3 separate regions of the Mus musculus genome follow, and all the other regions are linked to region 3. The links are chromatin loops, found by intact Hi-C in ENCODE. Cell type or tissue: gastrocnemius. All regions are shown on one strand.

Evidence for each region. A loop is a pair of places that touch in the nucleus more often than their neighbours do. Peaks named below come from ENCODE experiments on the same cell type or tissue, not always from the same donor. Only the 100,000 strongest peaks of a DNase experiment are listed, where the experiment ranks them.
Region 1: it touches region 3 in a loop (8-fold over the local background); 40 of 42 quality-filtered maps call a loop at or near these places.
Region 2: it touches region 3 in a loop (5-fold over the local background); 29 of 42 quality-filtered maps call a loop at or near these places.

The regions. Positions count from the first base shown.
Region 1 is chr19:9,987,477-9,995,476 of GRCm38, reverse strand. It overlaps Best1 (bestrophin 1), which reads left to right. Exons shown (of 12, transcript NM_011913.2): 3 at 2,155-2,249; 4 at 2,478-2,711; 5 at 3,266-3,420; 6 at 3,763-3,840; 7 at 4,851-5,003; 8 at 5,795-5,875; 9 at 6,204-6,355. Among named protein-coding and RNA genes, the nearest start is that of Fth1, 8.8 kb to the right of the region's middle. In gastrocnemius, CTCF peaks have their summits at 2,270 (motif pointing left), 3,949 (motif pointing right) and 5,782 (motif pointing right); DNase peaks (open chromatin) are centred at 2,267, 2,711 and 3,965; H3K4me3 peaks cover 1,138 bases; H3K27ac peaks cover 2,017 bases.
Region 2 is chr19:10,031,144-10,039,143 of GRCm38, reverse strand. It overlaps Rab3il1 (RAB3A interacting protein (rabin3)-like 1), which reads right to left. Exons shown (of 10, transcript NM_144538.3): 8 at 6,692-6,791; 9 at 5,334-5,400; 10 at 3,558-4,687. The coding sequence ends at 4,605. Among named protein-coding and RNA genes, the nearest start is that of Fads3, 6.4 kb to the left of the region's middle. In gastrocnemius, CTCF peaks have their summits at 4,173 (motif pointing right) and 5,314 (motif pointing right); DNase peaks (open chromatin) are centred at 3,873, 4,181, 5,312, 5,764 and 2 more places; H3K27ac peaks cover 1,031 bases.
Region 3 is chr19:9,912,158-9,920,157 of GRCm38, reverse strand. No RefSeq gene overlaps it. Among named protein-coding and RNA genes, the nearest start is that of Gm50340, 16 kb to the right of the region's middle. In gastrocnemius, a CTCF peak has its summit at 4,037 (motif pointing left); a DNase peak (open chromatin) is centred at 4,021.

The DNA of each region.
Region 1 (8,000 bases), 75 kb before region 3:
TGGTATCTGGCACTTTAAAAATTAGAATTTATGCCGGGCAGCAGTGGCGCAGGCCTTTAATCCCTGCACTTGGGAGGCAGAGGCAGGTGGATTTCTGAGTTCCAGGACAGCCAGGACTACACAGAGAAACCCTATCTCGAAAAACATAAACAAACAAACAAAAAAACCCACAAAAAATTTAGAACTTAATTAATTACATTGTCTGTTTTTAGATTTTTAATTTTTATTTTACATGTATGAGTGTTTTCCCTGCGTTTATGTCTGTGTACCCTGTATGTGCCTGGTGCCTGTGAAGGTCAGAAGGAGGCACTGGGTCCTCTAGAACTGGAGTTATACACGGCCTGTGATGTCACATGGGTTCTGGGAACTGAACTCTTTGCCAGAGTGACAAGTACTCTTAACCAGGGAGCCATTTCCCCAGCCCCAATTAAGTAATTCTTGGGGACAAGTCTTGGTAAGTAGCCCTGCCTGTCCTAGAACTCCCTATGCAGACAAAGCTGGCCTCAAACTTGCAGTGAGGTGCTCTTCTTGTCTTCTGCCTCCCAAGTGCTAGGATCACAGGCAGGAGCCACTATGCCAAGTCAGGACTTTATTTTATTTTTAAGACAAGATCTTTCTATGTAGTCTTGCCTGTCCTGGAACTCTCTGTATAGATCAGTCTTACCTCAAACTCACAGAGAACTGCCTGCCTCTGTCCCTCTGTCCCTCTGTCCCTCTGTCCCTCTGCCCCTCTGTCCCTCTGTCCCTCTGCCCCTTTGCCCCTCTGTTTCAGCCTCTGTGATTAATGCCTGGCTAGAGGTTATTTTTTAAGAACATGTTTGCATAAAAATTAAACAGCTGATTAAACACTTGAGAGATTTCTCATCTGTGCCCATTCCAGCCTCTGCTTTAAGTGAAGCACAAATGCACGCTGGCATGTTTGTTGCTGCAGTCAGTGAGCTTGCCTTGTCACACCACTGTCACTAGAACGTCATAGTTGCCACCAGGGTTCATTCATGGTGTCCTACACCCTGTGGGTTTGTACAGATGCATCTTACATGATATGTAGTACTATTAAAATACCATCAAGAGCCACTCCATGGCCCTAAAACTCGATGCTCAGCCTAGCCATCCCTCTCGGTGTGTGTGTGTGTGTGTGTGTGTGTGTGTGTGTGTGTGTGTGTGTGTGAGAGAGAGAGAGAGAGAGAGAGAGAGAGAGAGAGAGACTGTGCCTGGGTTCATTCCCACATGTGGTGTAGAGACTGAACCTATGAACTTACATGTGATAGGCAAGCACTATTCCACTAAGCTACAAAGCCCTCTACCATATAAATAAATAAATTTATATACAAATAAATATATAACAAATTATACATATGTGTGCATATATATATATATATATATATAGAGAGAGAGAGAGAGAGAGAGAGAGAGAGAGAACCAAGCACTTGTTTGGTGGAGCACCCCTTTAGTCCTAGGACTCAGGAGGCAGAGGTAGGCAGATCTCTCTGAGTTTACAAAGTGAATTCCAGGATAGCCAGGGCTGTTATACAGAAAAATCCTGTCTCAAGAAACTAAATCAAATCACCAAAACACTCTTTGTTTCTACCTGCTTTTATTTATTTGTTAAGATTTATTTTTATGTGTATGAGTGCTTTGCCTGTATGTATGTATGTATGTATGTATGTACGTATGTGTACTTGTGTGTATTGCTCAAGGAGGCCAGAAGGGGATATCAGACACACACGGTCCAGAACTGAACTTAATTTGGTTCTAAGTGCCATGTGGGTGCTAGGAAACTCAATCTGGGTCTTCCACAAGAACAACAAGTGCTCCAAACCACTGTCCCTTGGCTTGTTTAAAAGTGAAGAACTGGGTATGTATCTTAGTGGTGAAGTGTTTTTCCAACATGAGCAACAGCTGGGTTCCATTCCCAGTGTGGCAGTGGCAACAATAGACCGATAAACACACACACACACACACACACACACACACACACACACACACGCTAGAAGTGACCCGTTCCAAGAACCTATCTCAGTCAGAGAGTGACCCTGGGCCAGACCAGTGAAAGGGTAAACACCCAGATGCCCAGTTCATCCTACCTCCACCCTCCCCAGTCGGAAGTAGGGACACATTCTTAGCCATTTCCTCTCAATGCCTCACCCACGCCAGAATGGTTCTCTCGAGTGATCAGCAGCTGTTGTTTGAGAAGCTGGCTCTGTACTGCGACAGCTACATTCAGCTCATCCCTATATCCTTCGTTCTGGGTGAGCGCCCCCTTGCGGCTGTTCGGGGTCCGGTGGCCTCTCCCTAGCTCCTGTTACACAATGGGCGGACCTCCACCAGGGGCGGAGAGTGGGGTGAGGGGGGCCAGTGGCCTTAAGGGCTGGCCCACACACATCAGGAAGACGGAGAAAGCAAGGGTTCACCGGGCGCTAGTCTCTGGCCACAGCCTGGCCCCTCCCCGCTTGTACCTCCTCCTTCCTCCTCCCCAGGTTTCTATGTTACATTGGTGGTGAGCCGCTGGTGGAGCCAGTACGAGAACTTGCCGTGGCCCGACCGCCTCATGATCCAGGTGTCTAGCTTCGTGGAGGGCAAGGATGAGGAAGGCCGTTTGCTGCGGCGCACGCTCATCCGCTACGCCATCCTGGGCCAAGTGCTCATCCTGCGCAGCATCAGCACCTCGGTCTACAAGCGCTTTCCCACTCTTCACCACCTGGTGCTAGCAGGTTGGCAGTATCTGGAGTGGGTGGGCCCGCAGGGCCAAGCCTAACCGGAGACGGGGCCTGAGACTTGACAAGGTGCTGGGTGGAGCCAGAGTCCCCTGGGCTTGAAGAGGGTGAAGTGGGGCAGGGCCCGTGGGGTCAGACTGGGGACAGAATTGGGCAGGTCAGAATCAGGTGCTCAGAGTAGGGCAAGGCCAGAGTAAACCAAAAAGGGAGGGATTTGAGAAAGGGTCAAGCACCCTTCAGGGATAAGGGAAGATGTGTGGGTTTGGGAACTGATGGGTCTGATCTCCGTTTTCCTGGCTGGATGGCTTGACACGCGTCCCTAGCTTCCCCTTGATTTGGCCAGGGCCTGACTCTGGCTAATAACAAAGCCCCCCTCTCCTCCCACCTCCTGCCCCATGGGATCCAGAAGAGCACCCAACTGGGACTCAATAATTTTGTGCGTTGAAGCAAACATGGTAAAAGAGCCCTAGGGGACTGGGCTGGCTGGGTTTCCTGGTGCAGCCCACTTCTTCTTTAGAGTTACCTGTTGCCTTGTCCACTCTGCCCGGCAGGTTTTATGACCCATGGGGAACATAAGCAGTTGCAGAAGTTGGGCCTACCACACAACACATTCTGGGTGCCCTGGGTGTGGTTTGCCAACTTGTCAATGAAGGCCTATCTTGGAGGTCGAATCCGGGACACCGTCCTGCTCCAGAGCCTGATGAATGTGAGCCCACACATGGGATGCAGTGGGAAGGGTTGTGGCTTCCTTTAAAGAGAAGGCTGGAGGGTCTTCCCACACTGCCCGTCCTGGTAGTATATGATATTTCAAACAAGATTCTACAGCCCACGGTGGCTCCTCTCCAAAACTCCCTACTGCCTCCTCTCTGAGTGAGCCTATGATGTCCTGGCTCCTTTTTGTTAGATGAAGCCACTGAGACACAGGTCTAGGGAGCTGCATATGGCCACACAGCCAAAGCTGCTCCATTAGTGCCATTGCATTGTATCTGGGGAAGAGCAGTGGGAGGGTTCTGCGGTCGGCACCTCATCCCCCTTTCCCGCCCATCAGGAGGTGTGTACTTTGCGTACTCAGTGTGGACAGCTGTATGCCTACGACTGGATAAGTATCCCATTGGTGTACACACAGGTAAGAACTGTGGGAAACTGCAGCTGTAAAGATGCAGAAAGCACTCTTCCCTAGAGACTGAATACAATCTCACAGGCCTGGACTTGGAAGATTCTGTGCTCCTGCCTGGTCCAGCCAGCAGGGGGAGTGCTATCGTCTTGGTCTTAAAGGGGAGCTGGCGATGGAGGGGTAGAGCTCATTGGGTGGTGCTTGCCATGCATGCATGATTCCCTGGGTTTGATCTTCGCCATTGCATGAAACTGGTCATGGTGCCACACACCTTTACTTCTACCCCCCTGGATCTAGTGGCCTGAGTGTTGTGTTTTAGAAAAAGATAAGGAGAGAAGGAATATGTTCTATGGATGTGTAGTCAGGTGTGGGGGAAGGGGGTGCCTCCATGGGCCCATGCTGAGGCATCCCTTCCCCATGAGGGACCAGCCACACAACGATGGTATAGTATAGAATAGAGTTATTCAGGGCATGGGGAGGGGAGTTAAGAGGGTAGGAGAGAGAGAGAGAGAGAGAGAGAGAGAGAGAGAGAGAGAGAGGAAGAAGAGGAGGAGGGAGGAAGGCCAGCTATGAGTACTCAGAGAGAGAGGGGAAAGGGGGATGGGGAGAGAGGGGAAGGGGCAATAGGACAGAGTGGGAGCAAGAAGACAAGAGAACAATAGAGAGAGGAGGGGGCAAGCAGCCCCTTTTATAGTGAGTCAGGTACAACTGGCTGTTGCCAGGTAACTTTGGGGTAGAGCTTAGACAAAATGCTAACACAGACAAAGGATCAGAGGTTCACTGTCATCCTTGGTTATATAGTGAGTTTCATACCAGCCTGGGCTACATGAGACCTTGTCTCAAAAAGTAAAAGTAAACAAACAAAATACACACACACACACACACACACACACACACAAAGAAGGGTAAACAGAGACCCAGTCACAAAAGTGTGGAGGTCAGAACAAGGCTGTAGACACAAAAGCTTTCGACCATGGTCCCTGCTTAGCCCTTTCTGCTACACGTGCCTTTTCTCCTTCCAGGTGGTGACAGTGGCAGTATACAGCTTTTTCCTTGCATGCTTGATCGGGAGGCAGTTTCTGAACCCAAACAAGGACTACCCAGGCCATGAGATGGATCTGGTTGTGCCTGTCTTCACAATCCTGCAATTCTTATTCTACATGGGCTGGCTGAAGGTGAGACTCACTGCATACTACCCTCCCCCATAGCGTGGGCATGGCCAAGGGGTCATGGCCAGCAGCCACTTGGGAGAGAGACAGGCAGCTGCAAAGTATCTGGTTGCGTATATCACACATGCATGAGCATACATACAGAAACTATTCTGTCCCCCCACACACCACACCACACACACACACACACACACACACACACACACACACGAGAGAGAGAGAGAGAGAGAGAGACACTCTAGTTTCAATATACCCTCTCCCAGTTCCCTTTGCTTTCTAAAGACTCCACTAAATTATACTTTGATGACTGAAATTATCTGAGGGTACCTCACTAACTATCAGGATGTTGCCTGGACCCACAAAACAGATATCACCTCTGTGGAGCTTTGCTTGAGTATTTTAGATATCAGTGTCCAGGAAACTCCCCTCCTGGCCACTCTAGTTCAGCCCAGCCTCAGCATTTATCTCTAACCTCACAAAACAACAGATACATGCATATTGGAAGATAGATAGGTGAACAAAAATTTACATGGGTGAGATCAAGGTAATGACTCTGCTGTGTGACATAGGAGGGGACAGTTTGGTCTTCAGGGACAGGCGGGCTCATGAGGGAGAGGCAGAAGAGTAGTATGTGGGCACCCCATTGGGAGTGGCTAGGGCCCAATACCGTGGCCATGAAAACAATTGTTAAGGAGGAAGGGCATCATGAGGGGGGCCAAAATGGGAGGACCCAAGGCTTGGGGCTGCAAAGCAGAGTAACAAAGTTCTCAGAGCGTCACTCCTCTCCCCACCTCTAGGTGGCAGAACAGCTCATCAACCCCTTCGGGGAGGACGATGATGATTTTGAGACTAACTGGATCATTGACAGAAACCTGCAGGTATAAGGGGGTGTGCAGAGACTGTGTCGTATACCCTTCTCAAAGAGGGGTCCAAAGAGGGGACCCAGCAGTTTCTCAGGGAGACCACACAGTGAAGTGTCTTCCCCTCCTCTAACGTCAGCACCTTTCTCAGCCAGTCATTCACTCACAGGATTCTCACCTCGACTTTGGAGACTGCATCAAGCATCAGTGTCTTTAGTGACACGGGAGGGGAAACTGGGGTGCAGAGGGAATTAACGGACAGTTCCTGAGGCATCCATCGGGCAGGCTCATGGTCCTGCCTGAGCTGTCCAGTCTATTGGCTACCACTTCGGTCCTTGGCAACCAGGTGTCCCTGTTGTCCGTGGATGGGATGCACCAGAACTTGCCTCCCATGGAACGTGACATGTACTGGAACGAGGCAGCGCCTCAGCCGCCCTACACAGCTGCTTCTGCCAGGTCTCGCCGGCATTCCTTCATGGGCTCCACCTTCAACATCAGGTAGACAGTGCCAGGGGACTGGGTGGGAAGTTTTTTAAGTGTAAGCAATTTGGAACAGCTCTTATTACTACACTGGGTGCCCAGTAAGGGCTAGCCAGTGGACTGTGCTCTTCACAGACATTAATTTTTTCCCCTCCCAATAACCTTTGTTTGCTGTGTCTACTCTTCAGACAATTAAGTACAGGTTCATAGGGACTAATAAAGTTGCCCAGCCCAAAGGCACATAAGTGACAAAGGACACATCTGAGCCAGCTATCTGGTTCTAGCCCCACATGCTTCCTACTTATTTTTGATTGGTTTTCTTGAGTCTCACATAGTCCGGGATGGCTTCAAACTCACTATGCTGGGGAGTGAGAGGCAGGCACTGTTGCTTTGGCTTTGGTGTTTTGCTTTGTTTGAGACAAGTCCATTACTATGTAGTTCGGGCTGCCTTGGAATCCCTGACTAGCCCAGGCTGGCCTTAAATTCACATCCAGTGCTAGGAATACAGGTGGGAACCATCACTATGTGCGATACTTTTTTTTTTTTTTAAAGACAGGCTTCTCCACATAGTCCTGAATGTCCTGGAGCTCACTAGGTAGACCAGGCTGGCCTTGAACTCACAGAAATCCTCCTGCCTCTACCTCCCTTAAATCCTGAGATTAAAAACAGGCTGTGTTCCACCACACCCAGCTACCTCCATACTCTCCACTACGCTGTTAGACCCTCCAGTCCAATCTCTCCTGTGTACAGACCAGAGAGACTTTTCCAGGGGTAGTCAGCGATTGATGATGCCATGAGATGCCAAGGCTGGCTTTCTAGCTCTGACCAGAGAAAGTAACCTTTGCGTGGACATGGAATTCTAGGAAGCCTGGGGTGCAGGAGGAACAGTATTTGTAAGGGAGTCCCAATAGGAGAGAGGGCCTCCTGAATAGATTGTCCTACAAAGACCTCCTTACACCCACAGCAGCCGAAATTTCCTCTGTACAATCCCATTTCATCCAAATTCCCCCTAGATACAGTAGGCCGGATGGGCCTTCCCACACAGTCCTCTGGCTGACAGAGGTAAGCAGGCTCTGGAGTGTCTAATGTATTTGTACACTGTACTAGACCGCTCGCTTTCTGCTCTTTTATGAGCCAAAGAGTTCATTAAGCTGAAACAAGAAATAGGAACATTTTGGAAGATGTTTTTGAACCTGTTTCATCTGAACATCACACACACACACACACACACACACACACACACACACACACACACACTGAACCTAGTGTGGCACTGGGTGCAGGTCCTGCATTCAGGGAATGTGCAAGCTAGTAGTGGAGTAGGCTGTAACTCATGGCCAAAGACTGGGCAGACACAGAACAGAAGTTGCCTTTGGCCAAGAGGTGACCCCCTCCTTGGCCTGCAAGTAGATCTTAGAGCCAGGGGAGTTTTGGATGTGGGCAAGGGGCCCACCCTGAGGAAACTTTTTCTTACAGATTAAAGGTCCTGGGGCCTCAGGAAGTCTGCTGCCAGGAAGCCAAAGGCCTTTTAGTGTATGTTACTCCCCAGTGGGTAACATAAGTTCTTTGTTCCTGCTCGGCCTTATCCGAACAGGCTTCACCAGGAGTAGAAATTCCCATTGCCCGGAGGGAGATGTTCAGGAAGGTTGCCTGATAAAGATTA
Region 2 (8,000 bases), 120 kb before region 3:
GGCGAGCTTGAGGTTTGAGAGTCCCCTGGAATGCCTTGAATACAGCCCCTTACCTCTGTCCCAGCTGGATTCTTTACTGTTGTAAGCTTCCACCCAGGCCTCTGGTTGGATGCCTTGAAATCACCACCCCCTACAGAGCCACCAGCTACTGTCCTGGAGCCAAGATATGTTTGTACAGTGCCAGGGAGGCTCAACAAGCTGGATATGCAAGCAGTGGCTTTAGGAAAAAGCTCTGAAGCCACCAAGAAAGAGCAGTCCTGGAGCTCAGGCAGCAAAAGCACAAAAAAAAAAGGGGGGGGGGCACAAGTCAGAGCTCTAGGGTTTGGCTTGAGTCACAGACCTTATCATGAGCTTGGTTATTAGTCCGGGGTACAACTCTTCTGAGAAAGGAGGGGCAGAGGCCATGGGCACCACAGGATTATGTAAAGGCTATTTGAAACTATTTAGGCCAGCAACGACAAGCCTATCGGCAACTATGGTGGAACACAGACCCTTGGTAAGAGCAGGACACACAGAAATGTGCAGTGAAGGTGAGAAGACTGTAAAGCACTACTCAGGACACAGATCAAAGTCCAGGGAGCAAATACCTCATGTCTCTTAGAATAGTTACTACCAAAACCAGTAAAACAATTTTGGCCAGGAGGCAGAAAAGTTGGAACCCTGGAGTATTGTTGGTAGAACTATAAAATGGTATAGCCATCATGGAAAAAGTACGGAGGGTCCTCTAAAAATACAAAAACAAGAACAAAAAAAATCCCTAATATATGAGCAAATTTACTAACGGTAATTTATTCAAAGGACTCTATGCAGGGTCTCCAAGAGATATTTGCATATACATTAACAGGTACCAGTAACCCGTGTGTGTCTCCAATTAATGGATAAACACAGTGGGCTGTTACACATACATCAGAATATTACCAAGTCTTAAAAGGAAATCCTGTCATCTTACAACATGGATGGATATTGACATTGCATTAAGTGAAACAAGCCAGTCACTAGAAGATGAGTATGCTGCTTCCATTTACAGCAAATCTCTAGAGGAATCAGATTCACGGAGGCAGAAGGTGGAATGCTGATGTCCACAGTCTAGGGGCAGGAGAAATAGGGAATTAGTCAATGGGCATAGTGTTTGTTTTGCAAGATGCAAAATGTTTGTAGCTTGGTTTCATGGCAGTATGAATGTGCCTAGCACAAGTATAATTCTACACTTTAAAATGTGTAAGATTACATGTTAGGTTTTTATTTTTTTAAAAAATAAGTATGGCAGAGATTGCTTCGTGGGTAAAGCACCTCCTGTGAAAGTCTGATGACCTGAGTCCAGAACTGCAGAAATCTTATAAAGCTTGATCCGGTAGTCCATGCCTGTAATCCCTATGCTCCTAGTGGGAAGGTGGGAGGCAGAGATGGCACAGTTCCCAGAAGCTAGCCTGACCTATGCTTCAAGGGTCAATGAGAGAGACTTCCTCAAACAAGGGGGAAGATGAGGACCAAGACAATATAAGAGTTGTCTTCTGCCTTGTGAACCATGGCACATGTGCATTCACACATGCACAGCTCACAAACACCAAATGCATGCATTGTATGAATGAGTGAATGAGGGAAGATTGTTTGTGTCTGTGTGGGAAGAATAATAATCCCAATTCATAACTGAGAAAAGCAACTTGCTCCAAGGTCACAGCCCTGGCAGGATTCAAATCAGGGCAGGTTTGGCAGATGGTGAAGTGAGATATCTCAGGTGCTGCACCAAGATGGTAAAGTGAGACATCTCAGGGTCCTGCACCAGGTAAATGTGCTTAGTCAGGTTTAATACCTCCATGCCTAGAAGCCAGACTCAGGACTAGCCAAGGAGAGCTCAGATGATTTCTATGTGCCAAGACTTCAAACCCAAATGGGTTATCTAGAAAATTTAAGAACATCTGGTGTGGCAGTTAACCTCTCAAGTCACCCCCAAGAGTCGAAGCCCTGAGCTACTTCCAGGGTACAGCAGAGGAACCTAGGTTACAATTCGATCCCAGTCTCTGTTTCTTTTGTTTTGTGTGTGTGGTTCTGGGACCAAACCTCAGACCTTGAATTAAGCACTCTAGCACTGATCTACACTCACACCCTTCTGCATCAATTAAAGAGGTGAAAAACCTACATTCACTGAAAGTGTTCAGTATAAAAACACAAAAACCAACCAACCAACCAACCAACCAACAAAAAACCACCAAGAGGTAGGTTAATACTACAGGTTCCAGACACTTAGGACCCCTTTGTGACTTTTTTTTTCCTGGAGCAGGAGACTGAACCAGCTAGGGCCTTGTACTTGCTAGGCAAGCCTCTACCACTGAGGTAAATAAACCCAACCTCAGGACCTCTTTGTGTTCTCCAGTGCCTCTATCCATTTACATGAGGGATAATAGCATGTTTTAACATTGCTAAGAGACTGGAATAATGGGTTCACAGAGAGGGCTGCGAGCTATGACTAGTGCTTAGATATTAATTGCTACTAGCAGGGTGTGGCTGTGTTGATGGCCCCACCTGGCATCAGATCATGGACAATGCTCTGTAGAAGCAGGACAAGTCAGGGGAGTAAGGTCCTCTGTGGGCCTCTGGGTGTTTCCTGGTGGCTTTGTGGTCCTGCATATGGCTGGGCCCAGAACCCAGAAGTTAAGACTGATTAAAGTGCTCAGGCTTTCATCCACTCTTGTCTCCAGGTGAACAAGGGTTTGACATAGCAGGGGATGCCATGGGATTCCACACAGCACACCACGTCCTTCCCTGACATCCTTTGGCTTTTACTTCCCTCCATCCAGTAACCTGGATGCAGATATATTACTGGTATGCATGCTGTGGCCAATGTCCAGCAGAGAAAACCCCAGTATTAGTTAGTGAATGAGTGGAGACGACAGGGTCTGGTCAGTGACCAGGTGTCTATGGGGGCTGGGGACACAGCAAAGGATTCTAGTCATAGTGGAGCAGGGAGGAGATATAAGAACAGAGGGGTAATGGAGGCAGCAGAGTCCTGGGAACAAGCTACTTGCCGGAGAACATGTGAAGGCGGCAGAGGACCTTGACAAAGCTCTGGCCAGCCCCCCAGCTGACCTACCATCTGAGTACACCTGGGCCTCAGGCCAATAGAGAAATCTCTGTGGGCTACTGACAACCTCTGCCCCAGCCCAGAATCTGCTGCACCTTCCTAACAGAAAGCACAAAGCCCTACTGGCTGGGCAGAGGCAAGAACCACAAGACATCTCTCTCCTCATTCCTACTCTGAGGTCTCTCAGGATCCCGGTTGCCCCGCACCTCCACTTGTGCCTGCCATGCCTGGCACTTCTGTCGTCCCCATCTGTCCTATGACAGGTGGCATCGATCAGCCCCAGGAAGCCTGGGTGTTTTGACTCCAGGCTTCTAGTAGACTTGGGGTCATCTCTACGGGCTTTGGGGGGATTCACAGATCAGAGCTGAACTCTCAGGAGAGTGGTCAACTCATTCCAATCCCTCATAGCTCCGTGAAAAGCTAAGGACAACTTCAACAGTCTTCCCTACAGCAAGAAAGTGGTGGTAGCCATGGGGGTAGCTTCAGGATTTGGGTTTAATCCCAAGCACGAGGCCAGTTAGGAAAGGATTTGATTTCATTCCTTCAGATGCCCAAGCCCTGGCCAGAGCCCCAGGGCACAGGAGTGAAGGCCACTGCCGCCTAGCCCCTACCAACAAAGCCTTCCTTTATTAAATAGAGATCGCGTTACATTCCATTGGAAGGAAATAGGGGCGTGGTGAAGGATATGTCCAGGTTGGATTCCCCCCGAGCCCAGTTCCCAGTGGGCTATGATGGATAAGGCAGGGTCCATGTCCTGCTTGGCCCAGCCTCTCCATCCCGTCCTACATCCAGGGCCCCTGAAGTCTGGATGGCTGCCCAGGGTTACGTCCTGAGGCTCCCCTGGTGGCACACTTTAGGAAGAAAGGGCCCAGACTTCCTGGCAACTTCAGGAACAGGGCCTCCTGGAGATGGTGTTGAAGTGGAGAGGAAGGGGAGAGGGAGGCCTCCATGCAGAAGAATGGAGGAGGGATCTTGGACTCACCTTCAGAGCACTTCGGGGCAGTTATCTCTCCACCTTGTTCAGATTGGAGACATTTGCCCTACCACTGGGGCAGTCTAATGAGGCCACTTGGAAACAGAGTGAGAAATGGCCACAAGGGGGTGCTGGTGTCCCAGGGCTGGAAATCCAGCCACCCTAGAGCAGCCCCTTTCTGAAGATGTGGCAGCAAGAGAGCATTGGTAAGCAGCAGGGGATTGTGTGAGGGTACTGGCTACTCAAGGGTCCTCTCCCCAGGGCTGAGCTCCTTGCTCCGAGCACCTTGGTCTTTGGTGCTTTCTTGAGATTCTCTTGTTGGCTACAGAGCTCAGTGGGCAAGAGGGTCATCTGATGAAGTCCAGGCCAGGCTGTCCTTTTGTCTGTCTCAGGACGGATGGGTGGTACGGGCTCAGAACTGTCTCTACAGCCTGGTTGTTTATCTGTCCTTTCAGCTTCTGGCTCAGAGCTGGCTCCAGGATTTCTTGTCTGTCTGTCCCAAGGCAGCTGTTTGCTCTAGCTCAGAGCTTACTTCAGGCCTGGGGCCATGCCCTAGGCCTCCTGGGGGAAGAAGCCAAGCTTGGCTAGTGACATGCCCTTCCGAAGCCTCATGATCTCCCAGAACATCGGCTCAGCTGCAGACAGAGAGAAGAGTTCATGGTCCCTTCACACAACTGCCCTGGCCGCCTCTCCAGTTTTGGGCAGGGCAGTGATGTGGAGACCCCTCAGCCTGGTCAGACATTCATGCACTGCACACAATTGTTTTCATAATAGGCTTAACTACACTTCTCCAGTTGCAAATGTTTTCCCACCCTGACCCCAGAGCAGTGAGCAGGGCCCAGGACGCCAGTCCCTGTGTCTGGAGAAGGGCCCTTTAAGCAAGGACTCAGGAGGCAGGAGAGCCATTTCTGGGGGCATGAAGAAGTAGGCAAGAGTCACAGGAGAGACCCATCATAAAGAACTTTGAATGTCAAAGCTAGTAACAGGAATGCTGTCTTTGTTGCCATAGAGAGATTTCTATGCAGAAGAAAAGGCAGCATGGCCAGTGATGTGGAAGGTTCGCTCTCCAGTGACACAGAACCCAGCACCAAGGAGGATCAGGTTAACTTTGTTAACCTACAGTGTTCCCCTTTTTTGGTCTTCTACTGGAGGAACCAACCCTAGATTCCTGCCTCTGCTGCTGCTTTCAAGTAGACTTGGAAGGCCAATTCTGCCAGCCCCATTCTGCCCTGTCTCTCCCTTGGGCACTATTGCTTGAAAAGACCACTAGGGGGCACTCACCATCCTGCCGAACCAGACCTTGCTGGATGTAGCGAATATAGGTGAAGAAGTTGCATACTGCGGTGATCTGTGGGCAGAATGGAGAGGGTGTGACCCACCAGGATTCCCCATACTCTAGGGGACCCCTCTGAAAGCCATAACAATAAGTCCCAGGTACCTGGCAGAGCTAAGGAATACTCTCTGACTTTAGGAGAGTTCGGCTTCCCAGGTTTAATTAGCAACAGCAAGACTCCCACTGTTCCTAAGAATACCTGCCACAGCTGCCTGTTGGCAGTGCAGTCAGTGAGACACAGACACTCACCGTGCCCATTTTACCTGTGATAAAGACTGTCAAGCGTGGCGTGAGAAAGTGGCCAAGCTGGCAGATGGAATCAGGCAGCCTGCACTAACAGCCAAGCTCTGCCCTCTGTGGACCTGCTCCTTTGGAGCAAGAAGGTCTGGGCCTGCCAGACATAAACTAGGTGCCGTGTGTAATTCCAGGGAAAGCAATTACAGTCACTTCCCTGAGCTGCCTTGGTCCATACTTGAGGACCAAGAATGGCTAGAGAGGCCTGTTGCCAAGCTCTAGTGACCCTTCACTGGCATAGCCACAAAAACTCCGCTCTTGTTATCCTGCCCAGCGGCCATCCCCAGGCCTGGCCCCCCTCTCCCAGATTCTGAGGGTTTAGGCTACATTGAGCCCATGGGCCCATTTTGTGGAGGGAATGCAAGCCAGCTCTTTGGCTAGGATGAAGGTAGCTCTGTGCTTGGGACTCTTTCTGGATCTAGCTGAAGCTAAGGCCAATTTTGGCTTGCCCCCCTTTCCCTGCCCTCATCCTGCTTCCCTCCCTCCACCAGGAAGTTCCAGAAATGTCCATGCAGGCTCTACATCTAAAGAACCAGTGAGGATGGAAGGCAGCAGGCAGCCAGACCCACAGGAGCCCCTACCCAGGGTTCTCAGGTAGGAAAGCCCTACATGTGAGGCACCCAGAGACTGGTGAGTGAAAGAAGAGGGGTGGTCCTATTGCTAGTGGAACTCACCAGGAAGCCAGAGAGGATACAGAGAGCTGGAACTGGGGGAAGGCTGCCCAAGCAGGGTAGTGTGGGAAAGGAGAGGAACACTAGCCAGGTGTGGCCAAACCTGGTGCTGGGAAGGAGAAGCAAGGCTGGGGGGTGGGGTGGGGGAGAAGGCTGGCACAACATAGTCAGTAGCTGGCAGCAGACAGAGTGGTAGAGTTTCTCCCCTGGGCTGTGTTCTCTGTCGACACCTCAGTGTCTCTAAGCAAGGATCACATACCAAACCATTAGACCCTCCTCAGCCCCAGTCTCTTCCACTACACAGCTTTGCCCAGCACAAAGGTGAAGGATGGCTGACTCACCCTGGCCCGGGAGGACGGTGAGATGTAATAGTGGCTGTCAGAGTCCCCCAGGCGGATTCGATGGTGGCAGGTACGTGCCAGGCCACTCAGGGCACATGTGCTGTGGAGAACAGAGGAAGTGTAAGGTGCTCAATGAGGGTCACAGATGCAGGGAATGTGCCCTAGTTAGAGGATGCATGGAGAGTGAGCACAGCACAGCAGACAGGCAGGCAGGAAGGCCTGGCCTCCCCGCTCCCATCTTCCAAAGGAGCCTAGGGTCAAATAAAGAGGTGGGGAAGGGCAAAAGTCTTCAGGATAAACCTTAAATGCAGCTGGAGCCATGCTCAGACCCCGTTCCTTTCCCCACATAGGCAGAGGAGCTTGGTCAACCTTATGCCAGGTATACGAGAGCCCCACCCTCCACTGCCTCGAACCCCCCCACACCTCATTACTGGGGTCTTTATGCCCAATCACCTCTTTCTCTAACTGAATTCTGGTCTGGCTGCCTCTCACATCCCCACACCAGACTTTCATCTAGCCCTGTATTGCTCACCAAGCCTCACAAGAATCCCTTTCCCATGTCATCACCTCTCCCCGCAGTCAAGCCGAGGAAACCCACTTAGCACCAAGAGCCCATCTTCCAGATTCCTGCTCCCAAACCTTGCTCCTCCACAGGCCCCGCCTCCGTGATGAACTCTCCTGGCTCCCACCCCTACACCTGAACTTGGTCACCATGTCCCCAGACTACTCAGCCCTTTCGCTTGGATTTCCTCAGCTCTTTCCAACCACTCTCTCTTTTCCCTCACTCCTTTCTTCTCTACATTATAGCCAGGCGCTTCTCCAAAGGCCACATCAAACCCATCATCTTTCCCCGTGGCTTCCAGATCACCCAGGAAGTAGTTACAGAATCCCAAGGGAAGGAACAATTAATAGTGTTTGTCGTCTCCTCCTTGACTGTAAGGCTGAATGGAACAGAGAACTCTCTTTTAAGGACGAATTAGCTGGTACCCCCTAATATACCACCCTAGTAAGTTGGTGCCCTGCCTTGCAGAGGCTCTTCATACTCTGACATCAAGCAACCCTCTCAGACTCAGCCCCAGATCTCTGCTCCATGGCTATGCCCTGACTCTGAAGTAGTGCAAACTCTAGTTCCCTGGTCTTCACTCATTCTTTTCCCTCTGCGTAAAAAGCTGACTCAAATGTTCCCTCGGTGTGGCCAGGCTTCCTTTGTGGAACCAGCCCCACTGAACAAGCTCTGGAATGCCACCTTAACTTCTTAGTTCTGCTGCTACCTCTGCTCAGGGCTGGCTGAGCAGTATGCAGGCTAAGA
Region 3 (8,000 bases):
CTCATACATACTTCCTTCTTAGCCAAATTGTACATTTTTGAAATTCACATGCTCCGTGTTTGCTCCCAATTTTCACTGTAAAACTGATTAAAGACTGTTGTACTGCAATGCTGTGCTGCCTTGAAATTTCCTCTGCCAAATAATTTAGTCCATTACTTTTCTTTGTTTTTGTTTTTGTTTTTTTTTTTTTTGAGACAGGGTTTCTCTGTATAACAGATCTGGTTATCTTAGGACTTGCTGTGTAGACTAGGCTGACCTTGAACTCTCAGATCCACCTGCCTCTGCTCAAGGCATTGACCACCACCGCACGGCTAGTCCTTCCCTTTTTGAACTCAGTCTTACTCAAATTTTCAGGACACAAACAGAATGGAGCCATATTCTTTTACAGTAATATTAATGGCTCTGGTTCAGTTCCCAATAGACCTTGTTCGAATATGAAACCCCACGAACATGGTCTTCATTACATGCATTTCCCTTAGCACTCTGGGATTCCAAACTCTCAGCAGAATGGCTCAACGAGGTTTGCTTTATGGCAGTCTAGGGTGTTTCTTCTCTCTCTCTCTCTCTCTCTCTCTCTCTCTCTCTCTCTCTCTCTCTCTGTCTCCCCACCCTCCCGCCATCATACCCATTGTGTTTGGTGCTAGGATTAAACCTTGGACTTCATGTATGATAAGGTAGCATTTGACCAACTAAGCCACACCCCTTGCCCATTCTAGGGCCTTTTCTAATTCACATTTATAAACTCATGTCCATTCTTCAGAGGGGGGTCAAAGGCTTAAGGACAACATGATCTGGCTTATCTTAGCAATGACAGCATCTCTCTCAAAGTAAATTTTGTTGTTAGTTAATTTCTGTGTCACTGTGACCAAAATACCAGATAGAGAATTGTGGGATCTTCTGGCTCCACGTGTAGACATCTTCTGTTTGGAATCCTAGATAATTTTATGCATAAAAAAATAAGGAGTCTTTCTAAAGAAATGGGCAAAGCTTACTGAATTCTATTTAGAATGATAATGGCCACAGTGAATTAACTTTAAACAGAGACATAGTTATTCATCTCTGGACTCCATTGGGAGAAGATTCTGAATGGTTGAGAAATACTGAAACATAGTTCTGATTGACAGACAGAAGATGCTTAAAAAAACAAAAAAGCAAAGGAATAGAAAGTTACCTCAAAAGATTCCTTAGTGATTAGTCAGTTTTCTGTTGCTACGATAAATTATCACTACTAAAGGCATCTTAAGCAAGAAAGGGTTTACTTTGGGCTCATGGTTCCAGAGGGACTGCGAGCCCACGGTGGCTGGAAGGCACAGCATGGCAGCAGGACAAGAACGGGAAGCAAGGCCAAGGTAGAAACCCTCAAAGCCCACCTCCTGTGCATACCCCTACCAGCACCAGCTGGATCTCTTCCATCACCTCCTCAAACAGTGCCACCAACTGGGACCAAGTGTTCAAACCCACGAGCCCTGGGGAACATTTCTTATGTTAACCACGACACTTTCCTTACAAAGGCCAAACGGAAACAAATTACTTTGTCTCCACATTTTTCTGTTCAACTCCTCTGGGTCTAGTGGTCTTCTGATGTCAGTAGGAAGAATGTCAAAGAGGAAATGAAAGCTAGACACATGTCTTTGAAGTGAGGCCTTGAGATCAATCAGACCTATAGATACAAATGGCCAATAATAAAAATGTAGTCCCACGATTTAATAATCAGGCCATGACCATTCGAATCACGAGCCCTATCTTACACAGACATCTGGAGCCTAATTCCTAACGACCCAGGGCATCTTACCAGTCTCAAGAAAAAAGTAACTTATTCCTTGACAAGTTCATACAAGCATATGATATACTCTAGCCACACCTGCCCTTCACCACCACCTTTTATCCCCCTGCTCCCGTCAAAAGCCACCAACCTTTAAGGAGAGATTTTAAAGTAATCCCTCCCTCCCTCCCTCCCTTCCTCCCTCCCTCCCTCCCTCCCTCCCTCCCTCCCTCCCTCCCTCCCTCCCTCCCTCCCTCCCTCCTTTCCTTCCCCCCCACTCGCTGCAGCTCCTGCAGCCTGGTGTGTGTTTTGAGTGTCCTTATGTAGCTCTAGATGGCTTGGAACTCTTGTTGCAGCCTGTGAGAAGACAACAAGAAATAACAGCTAGCCACATGCTGGAAGTGGTAATAGATGGGAACAGAATGAGGAAGTAGTCCGTCTGCGACACGAGGCTAAGGAGTGGGTTAAGATATGCCTCAAACTGGAAAGATATTTCAGTTTCTGATTTAGGGAACAGGATTTATTGTTTATCTGTTTAATATTAGTGGAACTGGGGATTAGATTCACATGTTAGACAAGCACTCTACCACTGAGATACAGCCTTGGGCATAGTGTAACAGGTTATTAAAATATTTTATTTGAAGCCAGGCAGCCAGGCACACTTTTAATCCCAGCACTCAGGAGAGAGAGGCAGGCAGATCTCTGAGCTGGGCTTGAGTGTTTGAGCAGGCATGTTTTCGAGCCTCCTCTTTGCTTATGCTCCCTGGGAAGAGGACAGGTTTTTTTTTTTGTTTGTTTGCTTGTTTTGTTTTTCATCTCCCTGCCCCTGTAATGTGCCCCTCAGAGAGGCATGACTCACTAAAGGCTCTGCACAAGGACATGACCCATGTTTTCAAGGTCCTGGGCTTGGTCTAACAGGTGCATAAGTTAACTCAAGAATATAGTTTATTTTTTAAAAAATTGTTTATTTACCTGTGTCTTAGGGTTTTATTGCTGTGAACAGATACCATGACCAAGGCAACTGTTTTAAGGACAACATTTAATGGGGGCTGGCTTACAGGTTCAGAGGTTGTTCATCATCATCAAGGCAGCGGCATGTAAGTGTCCAGTCAGGAGTGGAGGAGAAACAGAGTTCTGCATCTTCATCTGAAGGCTGCTAGGAGAAGAATGGCTTCTAGGCCGTTAGGACAAGGGTCCCAAAGCCCACACCTGCAGTGACACACTTTTTCCAACAAGGCCACACCTACTTCAACAAGGCCACCCCTCCAAATAGTGCCACTACCTGGGCCAAGCATATACAAACCATGATAACATGTATAGGTGTTTCTATGCTAGGATGTCTCCGCACATGCCTGGCACCTGCAGAAGCCAGAAGAGGGCGTCAGATTCCCTGGAACTGGATGGAATTACAGACCAGTGAGTGGTTGGCCATATGAGTGCTGGGAACTGAACCAGGGTCCTCTGGAAGATAATGTAGTGCTCTTAAATGCTGAGCCATTTGTTTATCGCCGCCCCTGTCAAAGGTTGCTTATGGACTTGTATTGCTCATACAAGAAAACACTTTTTTTTTTTTGGTGGGGGTGAGGATGGTGAGATGGGCGGCGGTAAGCCTGTGACAGGTTTTGGGAATTTCTAAGTAGGATGTAGGAACAGCAGGTATTCTAAGGGAATGTATATTTTCCTGAAAAGGCCACAGTTGACTGGAAGTTGTTAAAAACCTGAGGTTGTTGTCCCTGGGTGGGCTTGAACCATCAACCTTGCCGAATGCCTTAATTGAGCCACAGAGACAGTAAGGGAACTGTGTGTGTGTGTGTGTGTGTGTGTGTGTGTGTGTGCACGTGTGCCTATATTTAGGTGTACCCAAGGCCAAGCAAATAGAGCCTCACTATGGAAGACTTCTGGAGTAAGATCTTGTGTCTGATAGCAAGTTAAGCCTTTACCCCCAACAATAGTTTGATTTTCAACCAGGGGTATGCTAACCTAGCATGTGGGAAACACAGAGGAAACACAGAATTCAAAACACTGCAAACAAGAAAAAAAAAACTAACAAAACTCCCAAACAAACAAACAAACAAACAAACAAAAAACAACAACCCCCAAATACTGCAAACAAGACAAAAAACAAAACAACCCCCCCCCCCCCCCCCCAGCAAACCAAACCAAACCAAACCAAACCAAACCAAAAACAACCAACCAACCCAAAGACAAAGCTTTCCTAGAACCACAGTGGCTGGCCGGCCTTGTCCTCTGGCTCCCTCAAGTGGGCATTCAAGCAATTGCATTTACTGTCTATGAAGGACTAAGGATATTCAGTAATGACTTCTGAAAGTACTACTTCACAAAAGAAAGTGTGGCAGACTAAAGAGAAAGGGACAAGGCATCAGGAATTCCAGTACATGAACAATAGCTGAGATATCTATCCCACTTGTGAACACACATAAAGGCCAGCAATATTGTAATTAATTTATTTTTCCTTCTTTGAGACAGGGCTTATGCTGCTCAGGTTAGCCTCTAACTCACTCTGTAGCTGAGGGCGATCCAGAACTTCTAGTCTTCTTGCCTTCACCTTCAGAGTGCTGGTATTACAAGCATTTGCCATCATGTCCATTTTTATTCATATTATTGAAGTGTCTTAAATATCATTTTTAGATCTTAAAACTAATCAAAACTATCTCCACAATATTATTCCTCCAAAACACAAACTATTTCTCTTTTGCCTTGGAGGTAAAAATAAAAATCAGGATGCTCTTTTTTTTTTTTAAAAAGATATATGTAATAATACTGCTGCAATTGATATATGTACCCACTAACATATAGAGTATTATGTGTTTTGATTAAAACTGGTATTATGTAGTATCATTGTAAAGATCTCGCTCATGTGTATGTTTGTGTGTGTACGCTTGTGACTGAACCTAGGACTTCACTGTACCAAAGAGCGACACAACTCCAGCAGCTATGAGCATAAGCAGCAAGATGATATGATAGGTCCCGTGGCACATGGTGTCATCCCAGCACTTGGGAGGTGGACGCAGGATCAGGAGTTCAAAGTCGCCCTTGACTTGACTGCAAAGCAAGTTTGAGGCCCACCTATTAATTCAGCTCTTGAGAGGCAGTGGTTGATGGAGGCTCCCGGGAGCCGTGGGCTACGGTGGGTGAATGCACTCACAGTGTATGTCTAAGAGAGAGACGCTGCCTCAACATGTATGGTGGAGAGTGGTTGAGGAAGACATCCATGTCAACCTCTGGCTTCCACATGCACACACACAAGTACATGCATTTCTGAACATCGGCTTAGGTCTTGGTGTGTCTGAACACACACACACACACACACACACACACACACACACACACACACACACACACACAGAGGCAATCACAACATAAGAGAGGAATGAATAAAGTGCTCCCTGAAGACTGAGGTTGGGGTATTACGTGAAAATTCTAGTGTAGAGGTAGGCCACCTAAAGTGTTGGTCATAGAGACTCCTGAGGTCCTCCCCACAATATAGGAAATAGCTGCTGCTGTTGGTTGCTCATGAAACTAGATGGTAAGACCCTATGGCTAAAGACACCATATCCACTGGAGGACATAGAGAAATCAAGCTGGACTTGAACTAGAATACTGAGCAGCCAGGCAAGGTGAGTCTGTTGTGGAAGTAACCAACTACTTTCCAATTTGATCGGAAGCCTGCTCCACTGGAAAGTATTCACACATGGCTCTGTAGACCCAGTTAGAAAGTATGTGTCTGAGGCGGCCAAAGGCCCTAGTGGGGACACTACTTTGTGACTTTGCTAAGCAACCTCCTAAACTACTGTTTATGCCCATGGACTGCTACTGCTATCAGTTTCAGTCAGAGAACTTCCTTTTTGTAGTGGTCACTGGTGATGGCAGAGACTCATGATGGTCAGAGTACTAAAAACAAATGACCGTTGAACATGTGGTCACAAATGGGACACACTCATCATGCCCACCAAGGTCCAAGAGACACTTTGGGAGAAGAAGAGAAGGAGGAGGAGGAAGAGGAGGGGGAAGAAGAGGAAGAAGAAGAGGAGGGGAAGAGGAGGAGAAGGAGGAGAAAGGGGAGGAGGAGAAGAAGAAGGGGGAAGTTTGAGAAAGGAATGGAGAAGATGTGTGAGCTGCTGACTTCCAAGATTTCTCAAGGGTTTCTAGCCCAGCCCCGAGGTTGTGTGGGTCTGTCCATGGGTCAAACCAAGGGACACCTGCTGGACACTGTGATGTGCATTATCAGCTGCTCTACTAAGCAAGTGACATTGCTCTCTGCAGTGACAACTCTTTTGGGAGAAGAATTCTAGTCCCCGTCCTGTCTTTGGAAACATGCTTCATGTCGAGTGGTAAGAACACTGGTTCTCAGAGAATCTGGGTGAGGGAAGTCACACAGCACTGCTTTCTGTTCTCCACTGACATTCAGCTGTCTACCCTCAAATGTGACTTCCGTCTTGTACATTGCATCAGATAGCATTGCCAGATCAGGGCACTGTGACATTCTTGGTTCTATGCCCTACCGGGTTCTATAATTGACATTTATTTTTATTTTGCTTCATTTTCCTTTATTTTTGACACAGGGCCTCATATATACTAAACCGGCCTTGGATTTGCTATGGAGTTGAGTATGACTTTGAGCTTTTGATCCTCCTGCCTCTGTTTTCAGAGTGTTGGGATTACGCCATGTTCAGCTCTATAACTATTTTTGAGTCCTGGAGTTAGTAGTCTTATTGGTCTGGACTCAGAAAACACATAGAAACATCAGAATCCAGTTAGGGAGAAGTGCCAGTGCTCTACAGAATGGCAGGTGACTAAAGTTAATAGCAAGTCACTGCAGATGCTCAGAATATCTACAAGAGGGTGTCTGAATATTCCCAACACACACACACACACACACACACACACACACACACACACACTCAGACACATGCATACAAACACACACTTACATACCCACACATGCACTTACACAGACATATGAATACTCACATACACTCAAACTCACATATACACATGAGTACACACTCACACATACACTCAGACATGCACACACATAGACAATACACTTGCACACACAGACACAGGAATACTCATGTACACACAAACACATGTGAGCACACTCATACACTCAGACATGCATACACATACATTCAATATACTCACACACAGACACAATACTACACACACACACACACACACACACACACACACACACACACTTACTTGGGATGGTGGCAGTGTGGATTTTCCTGATCTGGTCATTACACATTGCATACAAATGTGTCCATAGCTCATTGTAGAATTATCAAATGGGATGAAGGAGGGAAGCCGAAGAGATGACTCAAAGGTTAAGGTTACTGGTTGCTCTTCCAGAGGCCCTGGGTTGGATTCCCAGGACCATGCAGTGGTTTATAATGGTGTGTAACTCCAGCTCTAGGGAAAGTGATGCCCTCCCCTGGTCTCTCTGGGAGCTAGGCATACATGTGGTGCACAGATATACGTGCAGGCAAAATAGCCATACACATTTTTTAAAAATCAAAATGTGGAACTGGATGTAGCGAGTGGTTTATGCCTGTAATCATTAACAGTCAGGAGGTAAAGACTGAAGGTTCTGAAGTTTAAAGCTACACAGTGAGACTCTGTCTAAAAACAAAACATAAACCAAAATAATCTAAATATAGATACAACATTTTAATAAATTTTCCTGCTCTAAAAAAATCCAAAGTTCACCAAACTGGAATTAAAAAAATTTTTTTACTTGTTTGTTTATTTATTTAATATATGTGAGTACACTGTCACTCTCTTCAGACACACCAGAAGAGGGCACTGGATCCCATTACAGACGGTTGTGAGCCACCATGTGGTTGCTGAGAATTGAACTCAGGACCTCTGGAAGAGCAGCCAATGCTCTTAACCGCTGAGCTGTCTCTTCAGCCCCCAAACCAGAATTTTAAGGAACTTAGCTTAGATTCAATTGAGATAACAGATTTCATGAAATTTAGTGGACTCTTATTCTGATTAGGGTTTTGCATGATCTAGCTCTGATATTACAGGGTTGCTGCCAGCTCATCTGCATGTTAGTACCCACACAAGGGAGTAGATGGCTCTGGATTGTACCCACCAAGACCAGACCCTCAGATTCTTAGGAGCTTCCTCTTACTGTACTGCTAAGAAAACTGACTTTGACAACGGCCATTTCTGCGCACATTACTGAATTTTCATGCGCTAGAAAGTA